Regions from separate parts of the Mus musculus genome. Here region 2 is linked to region 1. A link is a loop called in an ENCODE intact Hi-C map of the cell type or tissue named here. Cell type or tissue: left cerebral cortex. All regions are shown on one strand. Links, peaks and the distances in the headings refer to the core of each region. The heading gives the core; the rest is flanking DNA. Region 1 holds the start of Ube4a (ubiquitination factor E4A). Region 2 holds the start of Kmt2a (lysine (K)-specific methyltransferase 2A).

Region 1 (10,594 bases), core at 2,046-10,045:
CTGCTCTTTCTGGATTGCTGCAAACTGCTTGGCATCAGCCAGGGAGCCAAAAAGAGCAGCAAAGGGGTTACTTGAGATGTTGTTGTTATTCTCCTGGTCTGTCATTTCACTTTAAGGTGTCCTCCATCCAGCCCTAGGGGAGCGGCTATGCAAAGGACAGGCATTAGACTCAGAAGGGCAGATAACACCATCACTGTAATATCCCCACCATCTTTCCTTTTCCCATCCTTGAATACCATGCTTTGGAGTAACACATGCCAATTCCTGTTCCCAAACTCAAGACATATTTGGCAAGACAGTTACCAGCTTACCAACTGGACACAGCTAAAACTCACAAGGCTCAACAGACACTGACTGCACCGACTGGCTGTCATGTTTCCATTGCCTAAACCTTGACTAGTGCACTACTGTAGCACTGTGACATGACAAAAGTTATGGATTTCCCATAAGTTCTTAAGCTGGCAGACTAATTTTCACTCACATGGGGAAAACAAAGTGACGCCTGCTCAGCCGGCTACAGCTCAGGTGGAAGCTGGGCTTCCTTAACCGCACAGAAACCCTGATGACGATGATTTCTTCTTCCCCCCTTCCTCTTCCTCCCCTTCTCGCTCCTTTTTCTTCTCTTTTCTAAAAGGCAGGTTTTCATATTATGTAGGTGGGCCACAAATTCCCTCTGTAGGTGGGGAGGACCTTGAACTCCTAATCCTTCTGCCTCCACCTAATGCTAGGATTACAAACATGTACTACCATGCCTGGCTTGATACTCAGATTTGGAATACTGAATCAAGGCCAGAATCCGATTAGCTGTTAGGTTTGTGCGTCTTTCATCCATATTAAGTTACCTAACTCTACTTACAGGTTTAAAACTACAGATCTGGAACTGGAGAGATGACTCAGCGACTTTTTCTTTCTTTTTTGGCTATGAATATTTAATCACATTTAACAAAAATTATCATACTTTATGTTGGAATTAACAGTTCTTGAGAGGGCTTTTACCTATGCAACCAGAGGGTAGTTTAATTTGCCCCTGATGCACGTGATGCCATGCTGAGCTGTCTCACTGTCAGCAAGCTACTGCTGTTCTCAACACCCCACAGTATCCTGAGATCTAAAAGATGGCAGAAGTATAGTGCACGCTTGTCACTTTGGCTTCGGAATATCACCACCTTCTCCCTCAATATGACACACTTAGTTTTTCGCTGAGTACCAAGTCCAGTCAAGACATATGTCCAGATGTGCTGATTTCACCTATGAGCTCCAGGAGGGCCAGAGAGGACAGAGTGATGGATCCAAGAGTGGGCAACACCTCTATCAAAGCTTATGGGAACCAGTGAACAATGTCTTTGGGCTGACCCTATAGAGAACTCTTTTTCTTCTCAGTTGCTAGGTTAGCAAAGCCCAAGCCCAGAGTTGCCACCTTTAAACCATCTATAAAATCCCTACCTCCAAATTAAGCAACCAGACAGGAAAACAGAGTATTTTAGACTTTTCAGTTATAAAAGTCAACAATAAAAGTTTGTAGCACACGTGTATATAGGCAAATTCCATAACCACATGAGCCAATGTGATGTGCATGCATAAGTGTGTAGCACACATGTATGCAGGCTAACTGCATAACTATACGAGCCACTGTGAAGTCTGTATACGTGTACATGTGTGTACAGTGATATGAGAGTGTGGCACACATGTGTACAGACAAAGTCTGAAACTACGTGAGCCAGTGTGAAGGGTGTATGCATGTGTGATACAGGTACATGGCGTACATGCATGAAGTATGGAGGCCAACAGAGGATGCTAGGGATCCCATGCTGTTACTTTCCTTATTCCCCTGAGACGGGGGCTTACTGATCCTAGAGTCAAGATGAAAGCCAGCTAGCAGTACCAATCCTCCTGTTTCTACTCCCCATAGTGCTAGGGTTACAGGTATACTTGTGGACACATCTAGCTCTTTATGTGGGTGTCGAGGATTTGAACTCGGGTTCTGTTTGTGCACCAGCAACTCTTACCCACCCACTAAGTCATCTCCAGGCCTTTTTATTTTATTTTATTTTTTTAATTAAAAAGTCGAGCCTCACTGTGTAGCCCAGGCTATCCTTGAATGTACAGTGATTCTTCTGCCTCAGTCTCCAAGTGCTAAGATTACAGGCATGTATCGCAATGCCTGGCTTGAGTTATTTTATATTTAAAAAAATACAACTGAATGATCCAGCTCATTAGATAGGAGACAATGATCTGCAGCATATATATAAAAAGAAAGCTGAAAGCAGGAAGAACAGGACATATTCTCAAAACTATCAGGAGAGAGGGCTTAGCACCACAAATGGCATCACTTCCTTTTTAATTCTATTCTCTTCCATTATATACACAAGCTAACTTTCTATTACATCTTTTCCCTGCTTATAATGGAATTTTAAAACTTCCACAGAGCACTCCTGGCAGATCAACTGTGCTAGCCTCTAGGACCCTCAAGTACAAGTTCATATCTGATTCTGAAACTATCCTCCAAACCACAACGCTTAAGCAAATGTTCACGGGCAGTCTCAGTCTTCCAAGTGATTACTCCTGAGCTGCACGTAGCCACACCACACCATTCCTCGAGATCTACTTCAAGGCACAGACTTATTACATCTGGAGATGCAGCAACAGGCCAAGCTCCCAGGCCAGACACTGTGGCGCTTCAGTACCTATGCATATGTAGAACAGAGAATGAAAATAAGCCTGCTATCACCTCAAATGCTGCCCTAGTCAGCTTTAACTGTCAACTTGACATAGCCTAGAGTCATCTTAGGGGAAAGCCTGGTTTGAGATTGCCCAGATCAGACATTTCTTTGGGGGAATTGTCTTGACTGGCTAGCTAATGGGGCTGGAGAGATGGCTCACTGGTTAAGAGCACTGACTGTGTTCTTCCAGAGGTCCTGAGTTCAATTCCCAGCAACCACAAGGTGGCTCACAACCTTCTGGTGTCTGAAGACAGTGACAATGTACTTAGATATATAAAATAAGTAAATAAATCTTAAAAAAAAAAAAAAGCAAGCAAGCAAAGCATCAGCCAGCAAGCAACATTCCTCCATAGGTTGTACTTCAAGGTCTTGCTTGAATTCTTGCCCTGACTCGCCTCAGTGATGGGATGTGACTTGCAAGTGCACAAATAATTCTTTTCCTCCTTTGAGTTGCTTTTGGTCAGAATGGTTTATAATGACAACAGAAAGAAGACTAGAAAGAATGTTACAAACAAAACAAGGTTTTGCCTACCCCACTGAAGTCATCGTTCTCGTATCTACTTAAAATAGGTATAGAGAATTTCCTTCTTTAGAAGCAAGGCTAAATCATGTGACAACTTACAGGAAAAAATGAGGGCCCACAGATCACCTGTTGAGAACCTCGGTGGAGATCCAGGTTAGACTTAGTCATTGAGCTTACACATGAAAATAAAAGTACCTAGGAAGAAAAGAAAGGTCTGGTGAAATGGACCCTCGATACCTGGTTTGGCTTAATACTTACTCTACCTATTTTAAGTTTCCCAGCTTGAGTAGAGTAGTGCATACCTGTAATCCTTGCACTTGGGAAGTGAAAACAGGAGGATCTTGATGTCAAGGCCAGCCTGAGCTACACAGTGAGACCCTGACTCAGAAATAAATAAGTAAGAGGTTGAAGAAATGACTCTACCAGAGTACCAGAGTCTGGATCCCAGTACCTGAAACAGGGCAGCTCACAAATGCCTGCAACTCCAACTCCAGGGACCTGACAACTCCTGCTCTCTGTGGGCATCCACACACTCTTACAGGTACACATCCATAAAAAAATAGATTCTTTAATAGGAAAGAAAGAAAGTGAGAGAGGGGAAGAAACAAAGAGATTAAGAGAGAGAGGAAGAGAAGGAAGGTAGGGAGAGAGAGAGAGAGAGAAAGAAAGAGAAATGGCTCAGTGGTTAAGAGTACTTGCTGTTCTTTTAGAGGACCACAGTTTAGTTTCTAGCACCCATGTCGGGCAGCTTACAACTTTCTGTAACTACAGCTCTTGGGGATCCAATACCCTTTACTTTTGTGGGCAGCTGCACACATATGGCATGCATATATACAGAAACACATATGGAGACATAAGCAAAACTAAAAAAATTATCTTTAAAAAGAAACAGTAATAGTAATAATAAACCCAAATTCCTTGTTTTCAGTTGCCACACAGAAACACATCCACTTTCTTGATAGCTTTTGGGATGGCACAACTACCAGCCCCCCCAAGGCTTTTGGATTTGATTCATTTTTAGTAAGTAACTTCACTTTACATACCTGCTGCAAAAGTCTACATCTCTAGGAAGTGTCAACCATTGGACCCATACAATTCTCTCATTTTCTCCTGACTCAAGCTTCTACTTATATAGAGTGCTGCTAATCCTTTAAGGCCACTACTGGCTCCTGAGAGCATACAGATATTTTAAGATCATGTCCAATCCAGTTTTAAAGTAGAACTATTGGTAACACTGAAAAACAGATTGCTATAGCCAAGTTCTATGGCTAAGGTGGGGTTGGGTGTAGCTCTGTTCTAGAGCACTTAGTATGCACCAGGGCTTAGTTTATAACCCCAGCAACTCCCTACCCCAAGCCCAAATTACACTGTATTAAATTGTACTCCATAAAGTCTCTATTTTGGAATTTAAAAATGTTCCCAAAGTAACATGTCTACCTGGAAATACCTTCAGTGTTACATTAGGTGTCGTAACAAAAATCCTTGCAATACGTTTATCTGCAAGCTAGGATCTCATCAAGTGAAGCACATACACGTCCGAAAACAAAAAAAGAACACAACACAACAAACAAAACCGTCTCTAACAAACCCTGGCATTTCATCTTGGGCCCCATTTTATGTCTCTGGGACCAAAAAAGTCAATGACATTGAGACTTAACCCATTCTTGCTCTAGGAGACAAAAAAGAATCCTAAAAGGAACAATACTAAACACAAAACGTCTGACTCTATGGTCAATCTGAGAAATGTTTTCTCGACCAAGAAAAACTCGAGCAGAATCCAAAGAGCTACAGCTGGGAAGCCGTCACTCGCTTTAAAAGTCAACCTCTTGCTACACGCACCCTACTGGTTTGATTGCTATGAGTCGAGCTTCATTTTGTCTCCTTGGCATCTGGCACTGTCGTTCACTCTTCGTATTTTATCCTTTGGGGTTCAGTAACATTCATAGGCAGCAGGGAGACCCACCCACCCTGCGCAGGTCCTAGATAAAATAAGTCAAAAGACAGCCACAGCCCACACTCGGGCCTTTCCTAGCAGGGACTTGGCAAAGAAGAAGGGAATGTGCAGAGCCACCGGACGCCGGAGCACCGTAAGGGTTTCCAGATTAGACAGGGTCGAAGTTCAAGACGGACCCGGGTCAGGCAAGCAGTTGAGAACAGCAGGCATGCAGGGGCCTTGACTGGCAATTGCTTAGGAGAAAACCGGGTCGCAGCCTCAACACTCTCGTCCTCTTATACCTTGCCTCTTACCGGAGCCTGAAAGGGCAGGGACGACGACACCTCACAGCTACAGCGACCAAAAGGTTCTTACTTCCGACTCAGCAAGGCAACCGGAGCTGACATCATCGCTGAGCGCCGAGCCTGTTGGGTCTTTACCCCGCGCCGGAAGTAGGGCGGTGTCGGGCTTCGCTAATGACAGAGAAAACACCGAGGAGGCGCATGCGCACGTTTGCTGGCAGCTAGCGAGGGTGGGGGGCGGGCCGGAAGTGGCTTTGGGATTGGGCTAGGCAGCAGGGCGGGGCGGGGCAGGGTTGGCTATGACTGCGTGCTTTGAAGTTTTGTGGAATATGAAGCTAGACCTTGGAAATCCATCTCTTGAGGGCAGATACACTATTGTGGTGTCGGGCTCTGCACAGACTGTGACTTTTTGCTTTTTACGCTCCCTTCTGTCCTATGGCTTTTTGGAGCCGTTTCACTCGTTGTGGCTTAGAAGCAGTAACAATACCAACAAGGACAATGTATAAGACGTTTTGAGCAGGTATTAGGTGCCAGGCAGCGCGCTATTTTGGGTTGGTCTTAGATTTATCTATACAATGCTAACAGTATACAGCCTACAAGTCTGGTTAATTTTTAGTTTTTAATTTTGAAAAATATTTATGAGCATTGATTGGTGTTTTGCCTGTATGTATGTCTGTGTGAGGGTGTCAGATTCCCTGGATATGGAGTTACAGACAGTTGTGAGCTGCAATGTGGGTGCTAGGAATTGAATCTGGGTCGTCTGAGCCATTTCTCCAGCCTTGGTTCTTAGTTTTAGTAAGGAAAATGAAAATTAAAACTGTAGTGAGTGGGACACCGTGGGGCATGCTGTAATTCTAGCACTTGGTACATAGAGACAGGAGAATTGAGCATCCGAAGTCATCCTCTGCTATTCAGTGAGTTTGGACTAACCTAGGGTTACTTCAAACCAACCATCCAACCAACCAAAACCCTACCCTATTCTGAGATACCCCTTAAAAAAAATTATATTGGCACAGCTCAATACCTCAGCAAGAGATTGGTAGCATACATGCATAGGAGTACCAGGCACTTCTTTGCTGTACTTGATAGTGTATATCTATATAACTGCTATGAAGTGAGATTTAGTTTAATAAAATTACATGTTCAGATATTTTTCAATGATATCTTTTATTCTTATTTGTTACTAATACTTTACATATATTCTAAGTGACATTTATTGTTAAAGCTAGACCAAATCCCTAACAATGACCTACAAATAATGAGACAGGAGACAATCTTGTCTTAGACATGACCTCCCAAATGCAACAAAATCTATAAAATGGAATTTATCAAAAAGACTTTTGCATTTCAAAAGTCACCATTAAGAAAGTGAGGTTGGGGCAAAGATTAATATTATGTGTTGTGTAAAAAGCCATTGCTCTGAGCTGAAGAGATGACTCAGCGGTTAAGAGCACCGCCTTACTTTCCAAAGGAGGCAGGGTTCAGATTTCAGCATGCACCTAGCAGCTAGAATCACTAACTCCACTCTCAGGGATACAATGCCCTCTTCTGGCCTCCATTGGCTCTGCATGCCCATTGTGCAAAGATAGACCAACAGCCCTAACACCCATATACACAAAATAAAAATAATACAAAATAAATGTTAATGTGGCTATATTGAAGTAGTGACAAATATTGTTGAAAATTCAAGATTCATAAAAACAAAAAGCTGTCATGTCAGTAGGGATGTAAAACGATGCTGTTAGTTTAGAAAAGAATTTGGCTGTTTCTTTAAGAGCTAAAAGTGAATTTGCCATATGATCTTCATTCCTAGGTCTTTACTCCAGAGAAATGAAATTATAGTTGCATAAAGAGCCTTGCACGCTGGGCTGTGGTGGTGTAAGCCTTTAATTCCAGCCCTTGGAGACAGGGCAGATGGATCTCTGTGAGTTTGGGGCCAGCCTCATATACAGAGAGAGTTCCAGGACAGCTAGGGCTACACAGAGAAACTGAGTCTTGAAAAAACCAAAATAAAAACAAAATAGAACATTTCAAAAGAATCCTCATTGCAGCAGTGCTTATAATAGCCGAGAAGTGAAACCATCATGTGTCCTTTGACTGGGGAATGGACAAGCAGTGGACTGCCCATGAAATGGCTTTTCAGCAAGAAGAAACAAAATACACATATACTTGGAGTTCAAGGCTAGATAGATAGCAGGACCTGTGGGAAGCCACATATGCCATTACAAGGTGACGCTGGCTACCACTGGCCACCACGCATACGGTTGGGTAAACAACCAATGTGTACATATGCAATAACGTTTTTTGCCAAGACACTGCCTGGCCCGGGCATGATAATGAGGTTCTGTGAGGTACTGAGAGTATAACCAATCAGGTGTGAGGCATGCAAATGAGGTAGAATGCATAACCAATCCGGGTGTGAGACACGCCTCTCCTAGGCCTATATAAGCAGCACCAGTGCTGGGCTTGGGGTTTCGCCTCTGCAATCAAGCTCTCCCAATAAAGAAAAAGAAAACTTGAAGAGACAGAGACTTGTGGCTGCTTGGGGTTGAGAGTCAGCATAAGGACTATTAAAACAGTGGTGGTGATGTTTTCAACCTGAATTATGATGGGGCAAATTACTAAAAACTGCTGAGAACAGGTGAAATCACTTAAAATTGGCAAATATTATCATAGGCTAATTATATATCATACAGGCTTCTTTTTTTTTTTTGGTTTTTTTTTTTTTTTGGTTTTTTTTTTTTTTTGGTTTTTTTTTTTTTTTTTTTTGGTTTTTCGAGATCTAACTCCTTCTGGCCTCATAAAGCACCAGGCATACATGTGATACACATACATGCTGGCAAACACCAAAACCATAAAATAAAACGTCAAGAATGAAACCTGTGAGCCCTGCGTGGTGGCGCACGCCTTTAATCCCAGCACTTGGGAGGCAGAGGCAGAGGCAGAGGCAGGCAGATTTCTGAGTTCCAGGCCAGCCTGGTCTACAAAGTGAGTGCCAGGACAGCCAGGGCTACACAGAGAAACCCTGTCTCAAAAAAACCAAAACAAACAAAACATTCTAAGTTTTAATGTTTGCTGGGTTCTTACGCAGGTCATAATTCAGTGGGCCAGTGCAGCAGTGAGGTGGCACATCAAGAAAAAGTATCTGCCACACAAATGTGACAACCTGAGCCCAATCCCCTGAGAAACAGAAAAAGAGAACCCACTCCACCATGTTGTACAGAGGCTGGAAGCTTCCAGGACTAGGCCTAGGATAGCAGACAGAGGCAGTAAGGCTTAGAGACGACAATCACATCACATGAATAAAAGTTACTTTTACAGGTGCTGGGGATTGAACCCAGGTCTCTTGGAAGAGCAGCCAGTGCTCTTAAGCACTGAGCCATCGCTTCAGCCCTCCAAAGGGAGTTCTTCACACATGCGTTGTTGTTTCAGCTATGTCTCCACATCATTTTGTTCCAGGTAGCAAGTGAAGTCATGCCTGGCAAACAGGCAGCACAAACTGTGCTTTAAGTAAAATGCTACAATCAATCAATCCTTAGCCAGTAATTGGTCTTGTCTACTTTATCCTTCATAATCTTCAGGTTGGATTAGGAGAAAATTCAAGATATATAGTGTTATATCATAGTGTGAGACATAGGGGAAAGGAGAATAAAGTGTACTTGAGAACTTTTCTTATATGCTTAGTATACACCTAAGAACATATGTAAGAAGCTCACTTGCCTGTGGGGAAGGCTACTCTGTGGCTGGACACTCCGGTGGAAGGAGACCTTTCACTGCATATGTGATTCACTGAGTAGTAGTAGTTGTTGTTATTATTATCATTGTTATGCTTTTACTTATTGTTATTACTATAGTGTGTGTGTGATGCGTATGCATGGGGTGTGCATATTCTTCAAGTGTATGTGGAGGTAAGAGAACAACATGGTGGAGTGGGTTCTCTTTTTCTGCTTCTCAGGGGATTGGGCTCAGGTTGTCACATTTGTGTGGCAGATACTTTTTCTTGATGTGCCACCTCACTGCTGCACTGGCCCACTGAATTATGACCTGCGTAAGAACCCAGCAAACATTAAAAAAAGAAATGTCTATTTGGATAGAGAGGTAGGTTATACTTGATCTTTTAATTTTGTCATTTACAATTTTCCCAGTAGGGGGCACTCTGCAAACACCACACTGTGCTTGTTTTCCTTCACTGAATTTTTTTGGGGGGTCTGGGGGTGGGGTGCTGAGAACCCCAAACAAGGTTGACAAGTGCTCCACTTCTGAGTCATACCACTGGCTCCTCCAAGCTTTTATTTTATTTTGAAAAAAAAAAAAAAAAGACCAAAATTTCTTTGACAGTTCTTCCTCTCTGCTTGCAGTCTACCTGTAGGGTTGAAAATCTCTCTACTGGGCTCTCTCCAAAATGCATTGTTTTGATTCTGGGTGCTGGATAGAAGGGGGGACACCTAGAACGAGAAAGAAAATTTGCAACTGGTCAGAAAGCTCATTAACGTTCTCAATTCTGTCTTCCTAACTGAAACTTGGGATGAACTGACAGAATCAGAAATTCTGATTGGTTGATTAAAAAGTTAATAAAGGTTTTTAGTTTTAGTTTTCTCTCTCCCTCTCCTTCCCTCCCTGAACTTTTTTTTTTGAGGGGGGAGTGTGGGGAGAGACTGGAACTTTCTACTAGACCAAGCTAGCCAGGAACTCACAGAACTCTGCTTTCAGAGGACTGTAATTAAAGGTGTGTTCCACCACACCTACGTTTCGGTCTTTGGTTCTTAATGGCCATTCTGCCTTAGACATTAGGTAGTGTCTAACACATTTTTGTTTATCACACTGGGGGCGGGGGAGTGAGTACCAGTGCCATCAGGTAGATAATGGCCAAGGACATTGCTATAATGGGCAGGACAGTCCTTCATCACAAAGAAAATCTGTGGATGTTTGAGAGAACTTAATGAAGTTAAGAACAATGCTCAGCATCTGTGGGCTTGAGGCCCTGCTCTCAGAGGACCCACAGATGCACACAGCACCCGTGCATTCTTAGGTCGAGACAGTCAGTCCTGGTACCAGTGTCTTTAAAAAAGAGACTCCACAGTCAACTCCCTGCCCCTTTTCATCCCTATTGGAAGAA
Region 2 (10,193 bases), core at 1-8,000, 83 kb before region 1:
GCCTTTGCTAAATCTAAAGGGGTGTGGGGCATAGTGGGGCACAAGGGGTTTGCCCAGGATATTTTGTGTGCCCCAACGGCAGTGCACGCAGGAAACGGCTGGTTGCTATCTTTCCCTTTCTGTTTCAATCAACAGCTCCAGAGCAGCAAACCCCTACCCCCCCTTCACTTCAGCCCCTGGCAGCTGCTCTTCCTCCCCCTAGAATCCCCCATTACATTCCCCCCCCCCCCTTCCCCTGCGATTCAAACTGCCCTTTCTGCATCCAATGGAAAACAAATGCGCATAGCCATTGACTGAACCTGAACTCAACTTCCCTTCCCAGGGCAACTTTCCTTTTTGCTGAAAAAGGCTGAATTCCGTTCATCGGAGCATCCCGGTTCTCAGCCTTTACCTCATCCACCTTGAGTCTCCCACTAGGAATCGCAGAAAGACTAACTTGGCTTCATAACCCTCCTCTTTCTCCCAACCCAAAGCATCAACAACCAACGCCACCACACTAAGGCAAAACTGTCCTTTTATCTACTCTCATTCCAACCCGGCTTTCCTCCACCCCCTTCCAAGACCCAGGATTGGCCTAGGAAAAGGTGGATCAATAATGAAATGACGAGAAAAAGAGAAGGGCGGGAGGGAGCCAGGGCCAGAGGCTGCAAGCTCTCAGGCGCAGTGGGTGGGGTAAGAGAGCAGCTGCTTCCCTTGGGAGGATGCAGTCCTAGTTCCCCCACAAACATCACCCCTCACCGGGGCCCCCTTTCTCAAGAGCTGGAGAGAAACCCTGCTCCTCTCAAGGAGAATGCTAGAAAGTAGCTCTGCTCCAAGCCTAGGGGAACACTGGACCATTTTCCCTCGAACACACCTCTGGTCCTTCCTCTAAAGGAGGGAAAGGGGTGGAGTTGGAGGTAAATCCCTGACACCAGCAGCCTAGGAAACGTAGCCCTGGAAGATGAGGAAAGAGACAACGCTGGGGAGAGCACTGTTATCTTCGCAGGAGAGATGAGAACGACAAGGTAGAGAGAAAGCTTTCCCCGAGGGGTAGGGCGGAACGAGGAGGCCTGGTGTGCAGGAGGTGGGAGTGGGCTGGTGGTAGAGGTGAGACAAGGGGGAGTGACTGGCAAGGTGAAGACCTGGCTGGGGAGGGAGGGAGGGTTGGTCAGGTTTTCAGAAGCAAGGTGCAGGAAGGGACCTGGATTTCCCAAGGGCCAGGATAAGAACCTGGCTCTGGATGAAGCCACCACCCGAGAGATGTCCAAGGGGGAAGACTGCCCTAGGAGTAACACATCTGCCCAGGGAAGGAGGCGGAGATGTGGCGGGATCAGGTCTCTGGCAGAGGGAGGGAGGAATCTGGCTCGGATGAGGTAATCTGTGAAAGGGAGGAGGGGTTCAGTCCCGGGATGGGAAACCCCCGCAAGGGGGTCTGTGCCAAGGGATTTGGGGAAGGGTCCAGGGGAAGAAGGCGGGACGGGGGCTAAAGGCCCTCAACTAGAAGGGTCTGAGCCCTCGGGTAAGGGCGCCTGGGGGTCTGCAGCCCATAACGGGGGTCCTGAGATGGGAGGGCCATTTGCCCCACGTTAGGGACCCCAGGATGTTTCCAGAATTGGGATGCTCCTCAGACCTGCATGGGGGAGGGGAGGGGTTCTTCAGAGGGTCGAGACCCCGGACCTTGGGGTTCCTCGCCCCCTTACCTCTCCGCTGCCGCCTCCCCCGCCGCTCTCCCCAAACACTGCCCGGAACCGGCGCAGGTTGGTGCCGATGGCGGCCGAGACCTGCAGCGCCGCGTCGAAGCCCGGGCCCACCCGGAGCAGGGCCGGCCCTGAGGAGGCTGAGGACGATGACGAAGACGAAGACGAGGCGGACGACGAAGAGGCTGCTGAGGCGGCGGCCGCTCCCCCTGGAACCCCAGCCCCGCTGCTTCCCGCCGCCGCCGCCGCCACCGCCGGGGGGGAGGGGGGCGCCCCGGGGCCGCCACCGCCGGCCTGGGGCCCGGGGGGAAGCAGCAAGGCCGGGACGCGTTGCCGCGGGGCGCCCCCTAGGCCCCGGCGCCCCCCGCCGCCGCCGCCCCCGGTGGTCCCGGGTCGGGCGGGGAAGCGCCACCGACAGCTGTGCGCCATGTTCGCCCCGTAAGTGAAGCAGCGAGAGGGAGAGGCGACAACACAGGGGGGCGGGGAGGCGGAGGGGGGGGAGCGGCGGGCCCCGGAACCTGCCTAACCCGCCTGGCGCCGCCCAGATGGCCGTACCCCGCGGCCCGCTATGCCGAGCGCCGGGTGGCGCCCGCCTGCCCTGCAATCTGCATATGAGCCTCTGGCCTCCGCCTCCGCCGCCCGGAGGCCGCTGCTCTATGCCGAGCCCCGGGCCCGGCTCCTCCCGCCCGGCAACCTGGATAAGTGCATGCCCCGCCCTCCGGGAGCGGCAGCGCCAGGGAAGATGAGGGGGGGAAGGAAGCCCTGGAGCCCGGAGCGGAGGCGGGTTCCGGGGAGAGGGGGGAGGGGGCGAGGGCGGCGGGAGGATGGAGGCGGAGGGAGCGGGTGGCCCGCAGCCGAGAGAGCCGAGAAGCCGATTACACACGTTCCCGGGACGCGCAGGGACTTGAGCGGCCCAGGAGAACCGCTTCCAGTGCGGCGCGGCTGCTGGGTCCCCGGAGGAGCGAGCCTTCTCCGCCGCTTTGGAGAGCGGCGGGCTTAGCCCTTATGGAACGCTTCTAGAATCCAGAAAGCTCCATTGTACTCCATGCAAAACCCAAGCGTCGCCCAATTGATTCTATGCAAAATGGCAAGGCTCTCGGCGAACGCGCCTTAAAAAAATAAAATCCAATAAAAGAGGAGCCCCTCCCATCTTCACGCTTGGAGCTCTTTCCAAAATCCACACAACCGTGTGGTCGGCCTCTGCCACCTCCTCGCTCCACTGTGCGCTGGAGGGAGGTGAGGGGCTTCTGGTTTCCGTGCCCTTCTCCGGAGTTGGGGTGTGTTTTCCCAGTCCAGGCGTTGGAGCCACAGCGTGCGCTCCGCAAACGACCTGGCGTTACAACGGAGCTGAAACTGGGTGGCTAACGGACAGGGCCTGGAGGGAAGAGGCGGGCAAAGGCGCCCCGCCCCTTCTTCCTCCGCTTCCAGCCTGCCGCTGCATGCAAAGCAGACCCTAATGTATGCACACGGAGGGAGGGGGCTCGCCAGCACATTTCTCATGATTGGGAGGGGGGGGGTTTGAAGCCCGGCGTAGGGCATTATGATACACAGGGTTAGCAAGCCGAGAGGGAGGGAAGAGGGGTAGGGCAGTGCCGGGGGTTGATGGTGGGGTGAATATCCACGGGATTTACTTTATTGCAGGAAATGGGAGACGGCGCCTCCAGCGAGGCGTTAGAAGCCTGCGGGGATGGAAAAGCCAAGGAGGGAGGGAGAGATTGCTGCCCGAAGAATTTGCCTTGGCTGAGGCTTAGGGATCGATACACTGCCTGCAGACCCGGAGCAGCCTCCATCTCCCCCAACCCCCAGCCGAGGTGGAGTTCGCAGGAAGGTCATGCAGCCGTCCAGGTCTCCCGCACCGGTACCCGGCGCTGCTCTAACCAGGACCTCCCCGGGTGGCAGATTTGGGAACGACAGGGTGGTTCATAGTAAGGCAGGTAGCAACCAGCTCCAGCCCACTGGAGGGTGTACTGCACGCCTCCAGAGGTCCACGGCCTCCTGGTGCTGAAAAATCTACGTCCTTCCTACGGAGAGACGTCTGTGCCTGAGGAGAAAATGGGGAGGGGGGGGGGGGAGCGAGGAAAGGAACAGAGAAGGGGAGGAGACATAGTCAAGCCCCAACTCCCCAAACTCGTCCGGGATCGATCATCGTTCCAACCACGCAGGATGGAGCCCAGATGGTTTGCAAAACGCACATTCACACTACGCACGCACAACCAGATTCCGTTGTTGCTTCTCGTGGCTTACTAGGCGCCGAGAGGATGGGAGCTGCGAAAGGGTATTAAACAGCAGCCCCAAGACTCTGCTTAGGACATAACACACCCCATTGTGGACGGTTTCTCTATTGCAATGTATTTTTGCGTTAGGCTCTGGGGTTTTGCTTCAGTATAGCTGCTCTGATCAGTTACAGATTGGCGACCACGTGGATTCCCTCAAGCATCCTGATTTGTTCCCTCTCTCACTCTCTCTCGTTTATTTTTCTTTTGTATTTGCCGCCCCCCTTCTTTAATATGCATAACGGCCTTCAGAGGTAGTAGGCAGGGGACTGAGTGACAGGCTTTATATAACTGTGTCAACAGGATTTCTTCCCGCCCTCCACCTTTGAGAAAACAAACCCGTTAGATTCTGCGTAACCCTCTCCCTACAAGCACACTTGATTTAGCACAGGTGGGAGGTCTGCAGGGTGGGTGGCAGCAGCAAGAATGGAGAATATTTGCAGGCTGTGAAGACATGAGCCTGGGAAGTCGGGGAGAACTCCTTGGAAAATTATCTAGTCGCTCTCTCTCAGGCTGATGCAAAGCGACCTGGTATAGATTAGAATTTGTTTTGTGGCTGGATGTTTTCGAGCAGAAATAACTAGCTCTTATTGAGTACTTTCTTTTTTTTTTTTTTTTAAAGATTTATTTATTTATTATATGTAAGTACACTGTAGCTGTCTTCAGACACTCCAGAAGAGGGCGTCAGATCTTGTTACGGATGGTTGTGAGCCACCATGTGGTTGCTGGGATTTGAACTCCGGACCTTCGGAAGAGCAGTCGGGTGCTCTTACCCACTGAGCCATCTCACCAGCCCCTATTGAGTACTTTCTATGATCCCAAATGTTTTATGTGCATTCAGTTCTTACTAATCATATAAGATAACCCTTATTTTACAGGTGGGAAAACTGAGTCTTAGAGTAATGCCCTAGGCCACATATTTTAGGGATAGGTCCAAAACTTTAGTGGGGTCTAACACCAAAATCCAGTAAGACAATCTTGGCAGAGGGACATTCAATGGGAGAGTGCTTGCCTAATATTTGGAAAGAAAGCCCTGGGTTTGATCCTAAGGACACGGACACACACACACACACACACACACACACACACACCTCGAGGGGGAGGCACTGAGAGAGATTCTTTTTTACCTTTCTCATGTTACCGTAAAGTGCTTTATTCTTTGGTTGTAAATCTTAACTCATTTCTCTTGAATATCAATATGTCATATGGCTAATTTTTTTTAACAGTTACTTTGGAGCTATGGCCTTAGCTATTTGAGACTGATCTTGAACTTACGCAGCCAAAGATGACACTGAGCTTTCTGCCTCTGGACTGCTTGGAATACAGGTGTGTCCCACCATGCCTGTGTTCATGTACTGCTGGCAATCAAGTCCGGGGCTTTGTGACTACGAGATGGCAAGCACTCTACATCCCTATCCCCATTCCCTATTTAAAACAAAACAAAACAAAACAAAACAAAACTATTCTTTGTGTTTATTTATGTGTCCTTGTTTGTATGTATAGCAGGAGGTGACCACAGGGGACAAGAGAGGACATCAGAACCTCTAGAACTGGAGTGACAGGCAGTTGGGCACCACCTGACACAGGTGGGAAACAGCCCTGAGTGAGCTGTAAGAGCCACACCCACCCTTAGCTGCTGCACTCTCTCTTCAGCCCCCTAACATACACACCCCATCTTTTTTTCTTTTCTTTTCTTCTTTCTTTCTTTCTTTCTTTCTTTTTTTTTTTTTTTTTTTTTTTTTGAGTCTAACTGGTCTAGTCCTGAGCTATGTAAACCAACCTAGCCTCAAACTTAGAAAGGTCCTCCTGCTTCTGTTCCCGAGTACTGGAATCACAGGCATGTCTGGCATCATATGGTTAGAATGTTAATGAAATTGAAAACCCCACTGCCTTGGTTCTGAGATAGCACGATAGCACGTTTCTGACATCAATCTCTGTCTTCCCTTCATGATAGTAAATGTTACGTTAATACTTCCAAAGATGACCTATATCTAAACGAGTGAGTCCATAGAGAACTTTGTCCATAAATACAAGACTGTCAAGTCTTATATGCCATCTCAGTGGTTCCACTTAATAAACCTGGGGAATTGTTTTTGTTACTCTTGGGGATGTTTAAAAACTTGGGGACAGTTTTTAAACGTGCGGTGGAAATGTATATGGCTTTCAATCTACTGACTGGCCTGTTCCTCCTCCTCTCCCTCCTCCTCTTGCTCCTCTTCCTTCTCTTCCTCCTCTTCTTCCTCTTCTCCCTCCTCCTCCTCTTCATCTTTTTATTTTTACTTTATGTGGGTGGGTGTTTTGCCTGCATGTATGTCTATGCACTACCTACAAGCAGTAGCTGTGGAGGTCAGAAGAAGATGCAGAATTCCCCCTAGACTGGAGTTATAAATGATTGAGAGTTTACATATGGGTGGGTGCTGGGAATCAAACCTGGGTCCTCTGGAAGAGCAGCCAGTGCTCTGAACCACTGAGCCATCATCTCATCAAAACAAAACAAAGTAGTGTTTCACAGTGTAGCCCAAGATCTCCTGCAACTCACTCTGTAGCCCAGACCCTGACCTCAAACTTGAGGCAATCCTCTTGCCTCTGTTGAATGCTAATGTTATAGGTGTGAGTCACCATGCCCGGCCATTCTATTCAATTTCACACAATAACACGGTGCACAGCCTTGGACACCACTTTGCAACTGTGTGATATACCTTTAGTATGAAGTCCCAGAAGTGCAGTTGCTGAACTCCAAGTATGAACATTTGTGATTTTTGACAGCTATTACCAAATTGTCCCCAGTAAAGGTTATCCTAGTGATTCATATTGCCATGAGCAATTCTGAAGAGGGCCTCTTTCTCCATAGCTTCTCGGAAAGCTTTGTCCTAACCTTCTTCTTGATCTTTGCTAACCTAATAAAAATGCACATATTTTACTTTTTTTTTTTTCAAATGAGAGAAGGAAACTTTCAGGAAGGAAACTCCAAATTTTGCCCGTTTCTGTGAACTCATAAATTATTTTGGCTTTAAAGGGGGCCGGAGAGGTTGGCTCACAGCTTAAGAGCAATTGTTGCTTTTGCAGAGGACCTGGGCTCTATTCTCAGCATACACATGATAGCTCACAGCCACCCTAACTCCAGCTCCAGGAGATGCAGTGCCCCATCTGACCTCCATGAACAGCAGACATGCAAGTGATAACACATACATAGATGCAAGCAAGCACTCACACATAAAATGAGAAAACCTACATGTCTTTCAAAGGGACTCCTAGGTGTTGACTCTCTTTTTCTCTACCCTGAGGACTCCTCACTACAAATCAGTATCATGGTGTGACTAACATGGGTTCAGAGCCACCAGCCTAGGCTTGATTTGCAGGTACCTAGCCATATGCCTGTTTCCTCATTTGCAAACATAAGAATATTAATAGCAACTCCACAAGATTCCTATGAAGATTAAAGTTTATAGACTAAGCATCTTCTTTTTTATTCAAATGGAAACAACACCCTCCAACACACACACACACACACACACACACACACACACACGCCCAGATTTCTCCTTTTTTCTGTGTTTTGAGACAGGGTTTCATACAACCCAGGCTCTCCTCAAACTTGCTATGTGGCTTACTCTTGATCCTTCTGCTTCAACTTTCTCAGTGTTTCACCCAGGTTTTTCTCACTTTTGGTAAAGACCGTGCTCGAAATTTCCATTCTCCAAAAAGAGCTCTGAATAGACATGGTGCGTCAGTACAGTAGACCCAAAGGTCTTTGAACTAAAACAAGAAGCTAGTGGAGTCATTTAAATATCCGGGTCATCACAGAACAGGGGGCTGTTCAGAATCTCTGGGATTGCTTTCTTCTGAAAAGAAAGGGCTAAGTCTATAACTTCTTCTATAAAGGTGCCCTTATAATGCAGAGTTAACAGTTCAACCTGGGCGTATGGCGCACACCTGAATTCCCAGCACTAGGAAGGTAGAGGCTGCGGATGGGTGGAGAGTGTGAAGCCAGTCTGGTCTGCACACTGAGTTCAAGGCTAGACTCCTGAGCTTTAAAAGAAAAAAAATTAAAAGAGGAAGGGGGAGGAGGAGGAGGAAAAAGAAGAGGAGGAAGGGGAGGAGGAGAAGAAGAAGGAGGAGGGGGAGGGGGAGGGGAGGGGGGAGGAGAGGAAATAGTTGCAATCCCTGTGTCCATTGAGTTTTCACTTCTTAACTTGAAAAAGACCTCGGCATAGCTAATTGTATTTATCACTGGAAATGTTTTACGGAATCTAGCAGAGATGGCAGCTGGCTTTGCAGCGTACATTTGGGGTAAGTCAGCTCCAAGTCAAGGTCTAACTGATTTGGGAGACAAAACTTTCTAACATCAGGAACCATGTATTAATCCTACTTCCATCTGCTGTGTCAAACAGAGTCAATAAAGCCCAATTAATGTCTCCTAAGTATATGGTTTTTCCCATCCACACTCGTAGATTTGGGGACTCGTTCTAAAGGGCTTTAACATGTCATCTTCCTTATTGAGGTGTTTTAAAAACATCTATTAATATATTTTGTATATGTTTGTGTGCATGCATGTGAATGGGCTGGCGCATGCCGTGCCATGTATGTGGACATCGGAGGATGACTTGTGGGCATCGATTTTCTCTTTCTCCTACATGTGTTCCTGGCATTGAACTCAAGTAGTCAGGCTTGGAAGCAAGTGCACTTACCCACCAAACTGTGTTGTCAGTCCAAGGAGATGGACCATCAGATGTGTTATCAGAGGATCCGGGCAATCGCATCTGCTAGTCTGGCAGGGTCAAACTATCTTCATTTGGGGTTGGTGAGATGGCTCAGTGGGTAAGAGCACCCGACTGCTCTTCCGAAGGTCCAGAGTTCAAATCCCAGCAACCACATGGTGGCTCACAACCATCTGTAACAAGATCTGACTCCCTCTTCTGGAGTGTGTGAAGACAGCTACAGTTTATTTACATAAAATAATAAAATAAATCTTAAAAAAAAAAACTATCTTCATTTGAAATTTATACCAGTGATCAAAGTTCACATTTTCAAGGAGAGAAAAGTGATGAGTAGCGAGTATTTGCTTATGACAGTTTTACTGTGAAGACGCTTGATGGAAATTCTGTACTTGAGTGATTTCTTTCTCCCTCTTTCTAGATGTCTCTAAGTCACAGTCATGGTGACTTTCGATTGGCCCGGGTATGGTCTGCTGCACAAGCGAACCCAAAATACCCAGTCACAGGAGACAGAGAAAGAAATGGACCAATGAAGAAGAGAAAGGGTAGAGGAAAGTGCAGGTAGAGACATAGGAGGAACTGAGAACAAGTCTAGAGGTAGATAGTGTTCATGAGGTAGTGGGAGGAGCAAGCAAGATGGCTCACCAGGCAAAACTGCTTGCTGTCAATCCTGATTCCCTGAGTTCAATCCCCAGGACCCACATAGTTGAAGAAGAGAATCAGCTCCCCCAAGTTATCCTCTGATCTCTACGCCTGTGCACACACCTACACGTGCATTTAAACTATAATCATAAGACGCTGGAGAGATGGCTCAGAGAGAAGCTGAAGCGGATCCTCTGAGGATCCTCCTTAGGAGTTCTAGTCCACACAGTAGCTCACAAAGGTTTCTCAGTCCCAGGGATCCTGACACCTTCTCCTGATCTCCTAGAGCACCAGGCACACACATGGTACACATATATACATTCAGGGAAAATGCTCATACACATAAGATAAAAATAAATATTTTTGATGTAATAAGAATAAGGAAGAAACAAAGGCTTATTGTAAAGTCAATGCACACCCACTGCACCACGAAGCCATGAGTAATTATTGTATTCTAGAACAGACACAGTGATGTCGGTAGGAGGAGCTGCAAGGGATGCCAAGGCTCAAGACAGCCTTGGTGACAAAGGCAGGAAGGAGCCAAAGGAGGCATCTTTTTCAGGAGGCACACCTGTAACAGGAAAGAAAGGGGCTTTAGCTGGAGCCTCCAAACACCTGGCTAAGAGGGCTATTTTTGTTTGTTTTTTATGTATATGAGTACAATGTAGCTGTCTTCTGACACACCAGAAAAGGGCATCAGATCCCATTACAGATGGTTGTGAGCCACCATGTGGTTGCTGGGAATTGAACTCAGGACCACTGGAAGAGCAGTCAGGGCTCTCAACCATTGAACCATCTCTCCAGCATTCTGCATTTGTTTTTGAGACAGAGTTTCATACAGTCCTGCTTGGCCTTGAACACTCCATGTCACTGAGGCTAATACTAAA

Evidence for each region. Peaks named below come from ENCODE experiments on the same cell type or tissue, not always from the same donor. Only the 100,000 strongest peaks of a DNase experiment are listed, where the experiment ranks them.
Region 2: it touches region 1 in a loop (3-fold over the local background); 3 of 42 quality-filtered maps call a loop at or near these places.

Annotation. Positions count from the first base shown.
Region 1 is chr9:44,959,995-44,970,588 of GRCm38, forward strand. Ube4a (ubiquitination factor E4A) reads right to left here and starts at 5,606. Exons shown (of 21, transcript NM_001346698.1): 1 at 5,491-5,606; 2 at 3,343-3,438; 3 at 1-145. The coding sequence starts at 105. Cd3g (CD3 antigen, gamma polypeptide) reads right to left here. Exons shown (of 7, transcript NM_009850.2): 7 at 9,578-9,923. In left cerebral cortex, for the core only: CTCF peaks have their summits at 2,949 (motif pointing right), 7,028 (motif pointing left) and 9,629 (motif pointing right); DNase peaks (open chromatin) are centred at 5,622 and 7,004; H3K4me3 peaks cover 1,764 bases; H3K27ac peaks cover 859 bases.
Region 2 is chr9:44,879,170-44,889,362 of GRCm38, forward strand. It overlaps Kmt2a (lysine (K)-specific methyltransferase 2A), which reads right to left and starts at 2,120. Exons shown (of 36, transcript NM_001357549.2): 1 at 1,680-2,120. The coding sequence starts at 2,105. It overlaps Gm39326 (a long non-coding RNA gene), which reads left to right. Exons shown (of 4, transcript XR_870694.3): 2 at 323-3,534; 3 at 5,176-5,275; 4 at 5,453-5,668. It overlaps Gm30883 (a long non-coding RNA gene), which reads right to left. Exons shown (of 2, transcript XR_379339.2): 2 at 9,655-9,877. In left cerebral cortex, for the core only: a CTCF peak has its summit at 3,576; DNase peaks (open chromatin) are centred at 755, 1,360, 1,773, 2,324 and 4 more places; H3K4me3 peaks cover 4,243 bases; H3K27ac peaks cover 3,666 bases.